Linked DNA regions of Homo sapiens: region 1 is linked to region 2. Evidence: chromatin contacts called from ENCODE Hi-C or POLR2A ChIA-PET data. All regions are on one chromosome and are shown on one strand. The core of a region is the stretch at or near the end of the contact, and the rest is flanking DNA. Distances in the headings are between cores, read along the strand shown. Region 1 has its middle 42 kb from the start of IL12RB2. Region 2 overlaps IL23R (interleukin 23 receptor).

Region 1 (5,290 bases), core at 248-2,747, 50 kb after region 2:
TGGCCTTCCAGTGTGTTCCCTTGAGTGGCTAATTCTTATATTTAGTCATTCTCCCTTTGACATAGAGACAGCACATGACTATGGCATTGAGCAAAAGTTTTCAAAAATTAATTTTAGCAATTGATTCTCTTTCTCCAAATGCAATCTGTTGGCTAGGCACAGTGGCTCACGCCTGTAATTTCAACACTTTGGGAGGCTGAGGTGGGCAGATCACTTGAGGTCTGGAGTTTGAGACCAGCCTGGCCAACATGATGCAACCCAATCTCGACTAAAAATACAAAACTTATCTGGGCATGGCGGTGCCTAACCCAGGAGGTGGAGGTTGCAGTGAGCCAAGATTGTGCCACTGCACTCCAGCCTAGGCAACAGAGCGAGACTCCATCGCAAAAAAAAAAAAAAGCAATCTGTTGTAGAATCCTTAAATGTAAAACGGATGAAAGCAAATCTCCTGTTGAAACAGACCTTGGAGGTCATACCTGTGCCCTCTGCTTCTCCCTCTCTCTTCTCCGCCCTTGCCTCTGAAGCAACATGAAAAGCTGAGGCTAGGAGCTGTGCTCTTCTATACTTAGGAGACTGGGATGCTGGACCAACCTTGAGAAGCCTGTGCTTTAGAACTGAACCTTACTCTGCACTTTAGCCACAGGCTATCAACGCAGGCTCAGGGGACCAAAACCAAACCTTCCTATACTGAGATTAATGACTGCAAAAAGGGCTTTCTCTCAGAGGCTGCTAATAGAGGCAGTTCTATTCACAATAATTAACTTGCTTCTCCCAATTACTTTACCATAAATGTCTGGGCTTTGTTCAAGTTTATGTTCTTTTTAAGATCACTAAGAATAAAATACTGTGTTGTGAACATAATTAGATTTTATAAACCCAAAGACTCTGGAATTATGCTGTGGTTTATCTCTTTATGAAGCAATTATACCAATTATAGAAGATAATGTTTTAATGGGAAATATTACCCATTTGGCAGACACTATTGGTTTAAAATAAAAGAAGTGATTAAAAACAACTTATGAATCTCTCTTGGGTAAAAGAATGAAAACAATATAACATAATTGGGTTCTGATTCATAAAATGAATTGTACACAACTTTCTTCGATGCTGTAGTTAAGACAAAATTACAAGAAAGTCTAACAAAGGTTTGACAGAATGTTATTATGTGTCTTTCCTACTGCTAAGATTACATCATTAAACCCCAATTAATGTTTTATGTTAAGGCTTTCTTAGCCATTTTGCTAATTTCACTTTTCAACTTAAGATAACCACACTGCACCTTTTAGATCCAGAATTCCCATCAATTTCCTGAAGATGCATTCCCATTATGATTATTTTCAGGAATACAAGTTATTATCTAATTCTCATAATTAGCATTTAGCAACAGATTAGGAACTTATTCTTAAATGGTCCATTTTTGTCTGGGGTAGTAAAAGTATTCTGGGCTACTTTTATGAGACGGGGTTGGGGGGGAACCCTAAACAACAGTGTTACAGAAGCATAACTCTTTCCTGAGATTGTTGGTTTAAAAATTCAAGCAAAACAAAATGCTGTTTCTAACCATAAAGGCATACCTAAAATTAGAGACTGTCAGAGCACAGGAAGGAAATCATAAATAGCCAAACACTGGAACACAAGTGTGAGGTACGGAAGTCAATAAACGTTACTGTTTTCTTTCTGTTCACATCCTGTCTGAGAATTGTATTAGAGGAGAGCAAGAGAGAAAGAATGCAACAGTAAAATAAAGGGAATGCATTTTTATTTCTGAACTACACAGTAATTCATGAAAACACACTTTTTAAAAATCAAAGGAATACCAGTGTAAATGGAGTGAAAAGTGACAGTTGCTATTCACTCCTTTTTTTCCCACTCCTACCCCATCATCAAAGGTAATGACTCTCAGCAAATTATGAGGTTTTTCCTAGTATTTTTATTTAAATGATAAAATATGATATTGTCCTATGACATGCTATTTTTAACCTAACAATATGTCTCAGAAATCTTCACATGTCATTATATGTAGCTTTACCTTATTCTTTTAAACAATTGCCCTAATAATCTATAGAATAAATTTCAATAATATATTAACCTAATCTATTAATGAACATTTAGGTTATTTCCAATTTTTCACTAGTACACCTATTCCTTTAATAATTCCTCTTGTACATATGTTTATACACATATAAGAATTTTGTGTGTTAGGTTGTCAGGGACAGATACCTAAATGTGGAATTGCTGGGCCAAGAGACAGAAAGGAAGATAAAATCATTTACATTTTGCAGCCAGGTGTGGTGGTGTGCTCCTGTGATCCCAGCTACTTGGGAAGCTGAAGTAGGAGGACTGCTTGAGCCCAGGAGTCCAACACCAGCTTCACAACATACCAAGACCCTGTCTCAAAAAAAAAAAATTAGATTTTGGTAAGTATTACCAATTATTTCTCTAAAAAGAGTTTGCCAATATTATTAGTACGTAAAATGTTTGCCAACCTGATGGGTATCTTGTTTGCATTTTTTTAGAAGATGAGGTTGAATATTTTATTTGTTTATTGCTTTTTTGTATTTCTTATTTTTTGGTTCACCTTTGTTATATTATTTGGTCATTTTTCTACTGAGTTGTTGGTTATAGTCTTAGTCATTTGCAGGAGTGCTTAATATAAATCTTTTCTGTTATATATGTTCTAAATACGTTTTCCCAGCCTGTGTGTTATTTTTTTATCTTCATGTTTTCTTTTGCCAAACAAAAGTTTTAAAATTGTATGCAGTCAATCTGTTGCCATTTTTCTTTATGACTTCTAGACTGGGTATCATGTTTAGTGTCAAAAGACAAAATCACAACAAATTTAGTTCAAAGATCTTATGTGGGGCCGGGTGCTGTGGCTCAAGCCTGTAATTCCAGCACTTTGGGAGGCCAAGGTAGGTGGATCACCTGAGGTCAGGAGTTCGAGACCAGCCTGGCCAACATGCTGAAACCCCTTCTCTACTAAAAATACAAAAATTAGCTGGGAATGGTGGCACGTGCCTGTAATCCCAGCTACTCAGGAGGCTGAGACAAGAGAATTGCTTGAACCTAGGAGGCGGAGGTTGCAGTAGGCCAAAATTGCACCATTGCACTCCAGCCTGGGCAACAGAGCGAGACTCCATCTCAAAAAAAAAAAAAGATCTTAATTGAGGTCAGGTGCTTTGGCTCATGCCTGTAATCCCAAAACTTTGGGAGGCTGAGGTGGGAGGATTGCTTGAGCTTGGGAATTCAAGGCCAGCCTGGGCAATATAGTGAGACCCTATCACTATTAAAAAGAATAAAGAATTTTAAAAATATTTTTAAAAAATTTTAATTGTCTTTTATTTGCAATTCTAGAATCGGACAACACCTCATACTATAAAACAGAGTGAGTGTTCTGATGAGCTGAGCAGAGGAGGTTGATTTAAGGAACTTTCTTATCACGCTGGCGAAAACTGGCCTGTTTAGGGATTTGGCTGTTATCTCTGTGTCCTGATTTGTTGAAAGGTCAGATAAAGATCTTAGTTTCAGCAGGTTAGTGTGGAACTTCAGCATGACTGACTCCAGTTTGGTTTTGTCTGTTGGGCCTAGTACAGGAGCTCAGTCCAAACCAATGATCTATTATACATTTGATTTAACATTAGTAAAATATGTATTTACGCTAGAACATGTAGTGGTGTAATATAGTCTGAACGTTGTCCCCATCTAATCTTATATTGAATTGTAATCCTCAGTATTGGATGGAGGTTGGGCCTGGTGACAGGTGACTGGATCACAGGGGCAGATCTCTCAGGAATGACTTAGCACCATCTCTTTTGTAGTAAGTGAGTTCTCAAGAGAGCTGGTTGTTTAAAAGTGTGTAGCACCTTTCCCTTCTCTCTCTCTTGCTTCTGCTCTCCCTGTGTGAGATGCCTGCTCCTGCTTCACCGTCCACCATGATTGTAAGCAGCCCAAAGCTTCACCAGAAGCAAAGCAGCTACCAGTGCCATGCTTCATGTATAGCCTGCAGAACTGTGAGCCAATTAAACCTCCTTTCTTTATAAATTACCCAGCCTCAGGTATTTCTTTTTTTTCTTCCTTTTCAAAAACATTTTTTTTCAATTTCATGGAAAAGAGGTTTTTCATTTTTCCAAAAATTGTACCAAGGTAAAGCAAAGTTCTAGTTGATGCAGGTGCATTGTATAGGCGTTAGCAATACTGCCCTCATTATGCACTCATTAGACAGTAGTGCAACCCCAAGAAAAGGATGGTTAGATATTTCTTTATAGCAATGCAAGAACAGCCTAACATACGGTGATATTAAGCAATGGGAGAACAGTGGGCATTAGAAGACACAGATCAGATTAGAATCTACCTTTCTGGCTGGATGCGGTAGCTCACACCTGTAATCCCAGTACTTTGCGGGGCTGAGGCGGGCAGATCACCTGAGGTGAGGAGTTTGAGAGTAGTCTGGCCAACATGGTGAAACCCTGTCTCTACTAAAAATACAAAAAATTAGTTGGGCATGGTGGCACACGCCTGTAATCCCAGCTACTAGGGAGGATGAGGCAGGAGAATCATTTGAACCGGCGAGGCGGAGGTTGCAGTGAGCCGAGATCGCACCATTGCACCCCAGCCTGGGCGACAGAGCAAAACTCTGTCTCAAAAATAAATAAATAAAAAGAATCCACCTTTCTCAGACCCTGGCTATGTGGTTTCCAGCAAACCCTTAACCAGGAGGATTCAGTTTCTTTTTCCTTAAAAAAGATCCTATTAATATCTTCCTCTGGCCATTCGTTGAGAACATTAAATTAAATAACATTTGGAAACACTGGCAGGCTAGTCAGAGTGGCTCATGCCTGTAATCCCAGCACTGTGGGAGGCCAAGGCCAGTGGATCACTTGAGCTCAGTACATTGAGACCAGCCTGGGCAACATGGCAAAACCCAATCTCTACAAAAAATTAGCCAGGTGTGGTGGTGTGTGCCTATAGTCCCAGCTACTCAGGAGGCTGAGGTGGGAGGACTGCTTCAGCCTGGGAGGCAGAGGTTGCAGTGAGCTGAGATGGGCCACTGCACTTCAGCCTGTGCAACAGAGCAAGATCCTGTGTCAAGAAAAAAAAAGAAGAAGAAGAAAGCACTGGCAGAGTGCTTAGCATGAAGTAGGCACTGGAGGAATTTTGATACAGTAAGAATAGGAATACTAGGTACCTGAGAGGAGAGGCAGAAAATGTCAGTGGACTAAGTGGAGTGAAAAAGAGGCGAGGAAACAGGACTAGAAAACTCTAAAAGCATGCACTCTTAGGTAGTGCAGAA
Region 2 (4,764 bases), core at 1,072-3,571:
ACTCAAGCCAAGTCACTGTAGCCAGAATGAAGCTTTGTTTACATTTGCTACTGTCAATTTCATCTGGGTCATGCATGAAGTGTTGTCTCTGCATGTCTGTAGGAAGACAGGAAAGTCAGAGTCAAGAGGAGTGGGAGGATACCAAAGATTACAGGTCTCTTCTACCACTTTAGCTCCGTGGTGGCATTGCCTCCATTAGATATTGCTGGAGGTGGGGGGTTTACTTCAAAGCGACAGGAAAGCCTTGTGGCCAAGAGCACAGGCTCTAGAGTTCAAAGCCTGGCTCTGCTACTTTCTAGTCATGCAATCTTTTTTTTTTTTTTCCTTTTGAGACAGGGTCTTGCTCTACTGCCCAGGCTGGAGCGCAGTGGCGCAATCTCAGCTCACTGCAGCCTTGACCTCCTGGACTCAAGCAATCCTCCTGCCTCAGTCTCCCAAGTAGCTGACCACAGGAGAGTGCCACCATGCCCAGCTAAATTTTAAAAATTTTTCTGTAGAGACAGGGTTGTGTCATGTTGCCCAGGCTAGTGTCAAGGTCTCTAACTGCTGAGCTCAAGCAACCATCCCGCCTCAGCCTCCCAAAGTGCTGGTATTACAGGCACGAGCCACTGCTCCTGGCTAAGTCATGCAATCTTTCTTTTTCTTTTTTTTTCTTTTTAGACAGAGTCTCACTGTGTTGCCCAGGCTGGAGTGCAGTGGCGTGATCTTGGCTCACTGCAACCTCTGCTTCCCGGGTTCAAGCGATTCTCCTGACTCAGCCTCCCTAGTAGCTGGGATTACAGGCATCGGGCACCACGTCTGGCTTCTTTTTGTATTTTTAGTAGAGATGGGGTTTCACCACGTTGGCCAGGCTGATCCCAAGTGATCTGCCCATCTCGGCCTCCCAAAATGCTGAGATTACAGGTGCGAGCCACTGCGCCCGGCCTAGTCATGCAATCTTGAGCATGTTTCTTATCTTCTCTGTGCCTCGTTATTCCCATACATAACATGGGGATAAGATAAGCCCTTATATCATGTGTTTGTTGTGGGAAAGGGGATCCAATGATGTAAGAAGTTAGCTACAAGCCTGGAATAGTGTAATTGTTCACTAAATGCTAGCTAGTAATGTTACTCTCTAGCCTCTAGGGGAGCCATGCAGCAGGGATAGTAGAGCAAAGGAATCCAACTGAAAGTCACAGTATTGAGGGTGCTTTTCAGCCCCTTTAGCTAAGGTACATACAGACTGTGAAGTATCTAAGGGAATTAGGCTGACGAGGCAAGGAGAATATGTGCCACGCAGCAGTCCATGTTTCAGGCAATGATGGATGGCATATATGATGGTGGTCCCATAAACTTATCATGCAGCTGAAAAATTTCTGTCACCTAGTGATTTATATTACAATTGCCTGCAGGATTCAGTACAGTAACATGCTTTATAGGTTTGTAGCCTAGAAGCAACAGGCTATACCATATAGCCTAGGTGTGTAGTAGGCTATACCACCCAGGTTTGTGTAATTACAATCTATGATGTTCGTACAATGATGAAATCGCTTAATGATGCATTTCTCAGAATGTATCCCTGTCGTTAAGTGACACATGACTCTAGTTATCTCTTGAAAGATGGTTCCAGGTCAAAGCTTCAGATTTTGTCTCTGGAGACACAGCTGCCTCTGGGAGAACATTTACAAACATCTTGCTCCCACCTCATTTACCTCTCTCCCTTCTGAATTCCCTAGAAGTCTAGCTTAGACCAGGTTGGAATATATACAGATTTTAGTAAAGGCTCAGAGATAGCAAGAAGAAAATAAATCTCAGCTGGGAGGGGTGATACAAGCCTATATTCAGCTACCTGAGAGACTGAGGCAGGAAGATCACTTGAGCCAGGGTTTTGAGGCTGTAATGCACTATGATCCCACCAGGGATAGCCACTGCACTGCAGCCGGGGCAATACAGTGAGACCCCCATCTCTATAAAAAGAAAGAAAATAAACATCTCAGAGAAAAACCACCTACTATGTAATCTTGATTACAAAATATAACTAGCTTTTCAAAGTTGGTTTGAGACCTGTCTTTTCATTTTCTAAATATTTATGTGGTCTTTAAAGTGATGTAGAGTCTGTGAGAGGCACTCAGTTACTGATGGTATAAGTTCAAAAAAATCTGGCTTGACCTCTTTCAAACTCTGTTTCCCTATTTATATAATGGAGCTAATACTACCTGTCACAAAGGATTGTTATGAAGACCATATGAGATAACAAATATTCTTTCAGTTCCATTTGCCACTTCTGACAAAGAGAAGGTTTTGAAAAGTGAGCTCAAATGTACCTGTTACCAAGATGGCCTATGTAGCACCACCAGGGGGAGCAGAGAATGAGAGTTTCAACCAGAAAACAGTTGGTTTCTGAAAACTTATTCAGAGACACTGGTAATATAATTCCTTTCTATTTTCTAAACATTTTTCTAGTCTATTACATACTCCTATTTACATGAAATAAGAGGGATTGGTATATCGGCTATCTACTGCTACGATTGAGGGAAGAGAGAGACCCTCTCATATTGTTTTATATTTTTTTATACTCAGTACCTGTTTTAAGAAAAAACAACAAGGAAGTAAAAGCAAAGACAGGCAACCCAGCACCAGGCCCGAAACCAGGACTGGGCCTGCCTGGCCAAAACCCAGTAGTTAAAAATCAACTCATAACTTAGAAAGCGATGTTATTCATAGATTCCAGACATTGTATAGAAGAACATTGTGAAACTCCCTGCCCTGTTTTGTTTCTCTCTGACCACTGGTGCATGCAGCCTCTGTCACGTACCGCCTGCTTGCTCAAATCAATCACGACCCTTTCATGTGAAATCTGTAGTGTTGTGAGCCCTTTAAAAGGACAGAAATTGTGCATTCGGGGAGCTCGGATTTTAAGGCGGTAGATTGCCGATGCTCCCAGCTGAATAAAGCCCTTCCTTCTATAACTCGGTGTCTGAGAGGTTTTGTCTGCGGCTCGTCCTGCTACACAATAATGTGTAACAAACTGCCACAAAAGCTGAAGGGACATATAACAATAAACATTTATTTCTCAATGTCAGTGGGGTCCAGCTGGTCTAAGGTGAGCTTTGCTGGAATTGGGCATGTGTTTGCAGCTCAGCTGGCTCACTCCTATGTCTTTGCATGAGCTCTCCTCTACATGTCTCCTGGTCCTCTTTCTGCCATCAACAGGCTAGCCTGGGCATGTCCTTATGGTGATGGCAGAGGGCAAGAGTACCTAAGGCCCAATCTTTCCAGTGTCTTTCAATCCTCTGCTTATATCAGGCTTACCAATGTCTGTTGGCTCAAAGCAAGCTACATGGACAAACCAGAGCCAGAATGGGAGAACGTTCAAAGCTACATGGTAAAGGGCCAGGATATGGGGCTGGGAAATTACCTGGGCATTATTGCAATCCACCTCAAAATGTCATCAAGGCTCTCCACCTGCTGCTGGAACCAGTTCGTGTGAGGAGAGGAAGATGGTAGCATCTTTCCAAACAATAAAGACCAAGAACCTTGGCAGTCTTCATCCTACTCTAGCATTTGACACTGTTGACCACCTTGTCCTGAAAATGTCTCTCCTCTTGGTTTTCCCATTTCAAGAATGTGTTAGTCTTCTATCAATATTTCTGGATGCCCTTTCCTTTGTAAATTATTTTTTCTGCCAATTCCCTAAACATTGACATTCCCTTCATACCTACCATCTCACTGTCTCCTCTCTTTCTTACTCCTTTCACCTATTCCCAAGGCCTCAGCTACACCTGTATGTAGGCTAGAAACTGGAGCCCTCCCAACTCTCATGAAAGTCAGACCTATATTTCTAACTATTTGTTTGTATCTTTATGGGCTGTCTCCTAGGCCCCTCAAATTCATGTCAAAAATTGAGCTCCCAGTTGCGAACGGCAATCCACACCTACTTCCGTATACTCTGTTTCAGGGCATTTGCCACATTGTATATACTTGCCTGTTTACACTTCTATTTCTCTACTCTTTAACTGTGAACTCATGGAAGGCAGAGATGTGCCATGATCATTTTTTGCATCTCCATTGATTTTTATAATGTCAAGTTCATGTGGATAATATTTTGAAACATTAGCTATTACTATTATTATTATTATTTGTCTAATGGTGTCCAACTTTAGTGACAGAGGCAGGGAAATCTCAGCTATGTGTTCAAGTAAGTGGATTATTGGTGACTCATTTCTCTAATTAAGCTACACCAGGGTCTCAGCAAACTTTTTATTCAAGGGCCAAATGGTAAACATTTTAGGCTTTGCAGAACATAAGATTTCTGTCTCAACTACTCAACTCTGTGTTTGTAGCGTGAAAGCAGTCACAGACAATTATGTAAATGAATGGGCATAGTCTGTTCCAATTAAAATTTCATTTTTGGACACTGAAATTTGAATTTCACATAATTTCCATACATCATGAAATAGTCTTTTTTTAAAAAAAATTTCTTTCAACCATTTAAAAGTGAGAAAACCATTCTTAACTTAGGCTGCACAAAACCAAGTATTTATTCTTTTCTTGAAAGGGCTGATAGAACAGCATACAGATAGCAAAGACAAATCCTTGGCTTCGGCATTTCCAAGTCTGAAGGTTGGTATAAGACAGAAAATGTGGAAAAATGTATGATTAGTCACAAATAAGTTTCCCCATCACCACCCCATTTCCCTCCTCTACCAAACACTAGATAAAAATTACTTGGGCAGAAAGGGGAGGAGGTTGTAGGGTAAAGGGAGAAACCAAGGGTTTAGACAC

The links. A loop is a pair of places that touch in the nucleus more often than their neighbours do. ChIA-PET counts read pairs that join two places held with the same protein, here RNA polymerase II (POLR2A). Pooled maps may share reads with other maps.
Region 1: a loop to region 2 is called in a pooled map, with 2.6 times the contacts of the local background. The contact joins two enhancer-like sites. A Hi-C loop is called at or near these places in 3 of 168 maps with a recorded cell type or tissue (Panc1, naive thymus-derived CD4-positive, alpha-beta T cell and natural killer cell), 3 of 37 single-sample maps with no recorded cell type and 10 of 50 pooled maps. POLR2A ChIA-PET finds 5 or more read pairs at or near these places in 2 of 52 experiments (activated T-cell and naive thymus-derived CD4-positive, alpha-beta T cell).

Annotation. Positions count from the first base shown.
Region 1 is chr1:67,263,479-67,268,768 of GRCh38, forward strand. It overlaps a transcript of IL23R not described here and the pseudogene RNU4ATAC4P. Among named protein-coding and RNA genes, the nearest start is that of IL12RB2, 42 kb to the right of the region's middle. RefSeq lists an enhancer at 1,578-1,677. Within about 2 kb of position 1,498, at least 4 of the 41 ENCODE cell types and tissues checked have a DNase peak (open chromatin) inside an H3K27ac peak, as active enhancers do.
Region 2 is chr1:67,212,235-67,216,998 of GRCh38, forward strand. All of the region lies in intron 6 of IL23R (interleukin 23 receptor), which reads left to right. Among named protein-coding and RNA genes, the nearest start is that of IL23R, 48 kb to the left of the region's middle. RefSeq lists an enhancer at 3,131-3,270. Within about 2 kb of position 2,322, at least 2 of the 41 ENCODE cell types and tissues checked have a DNase peak (open chromatin) inside an H3K27ac peak, as active enhancers do.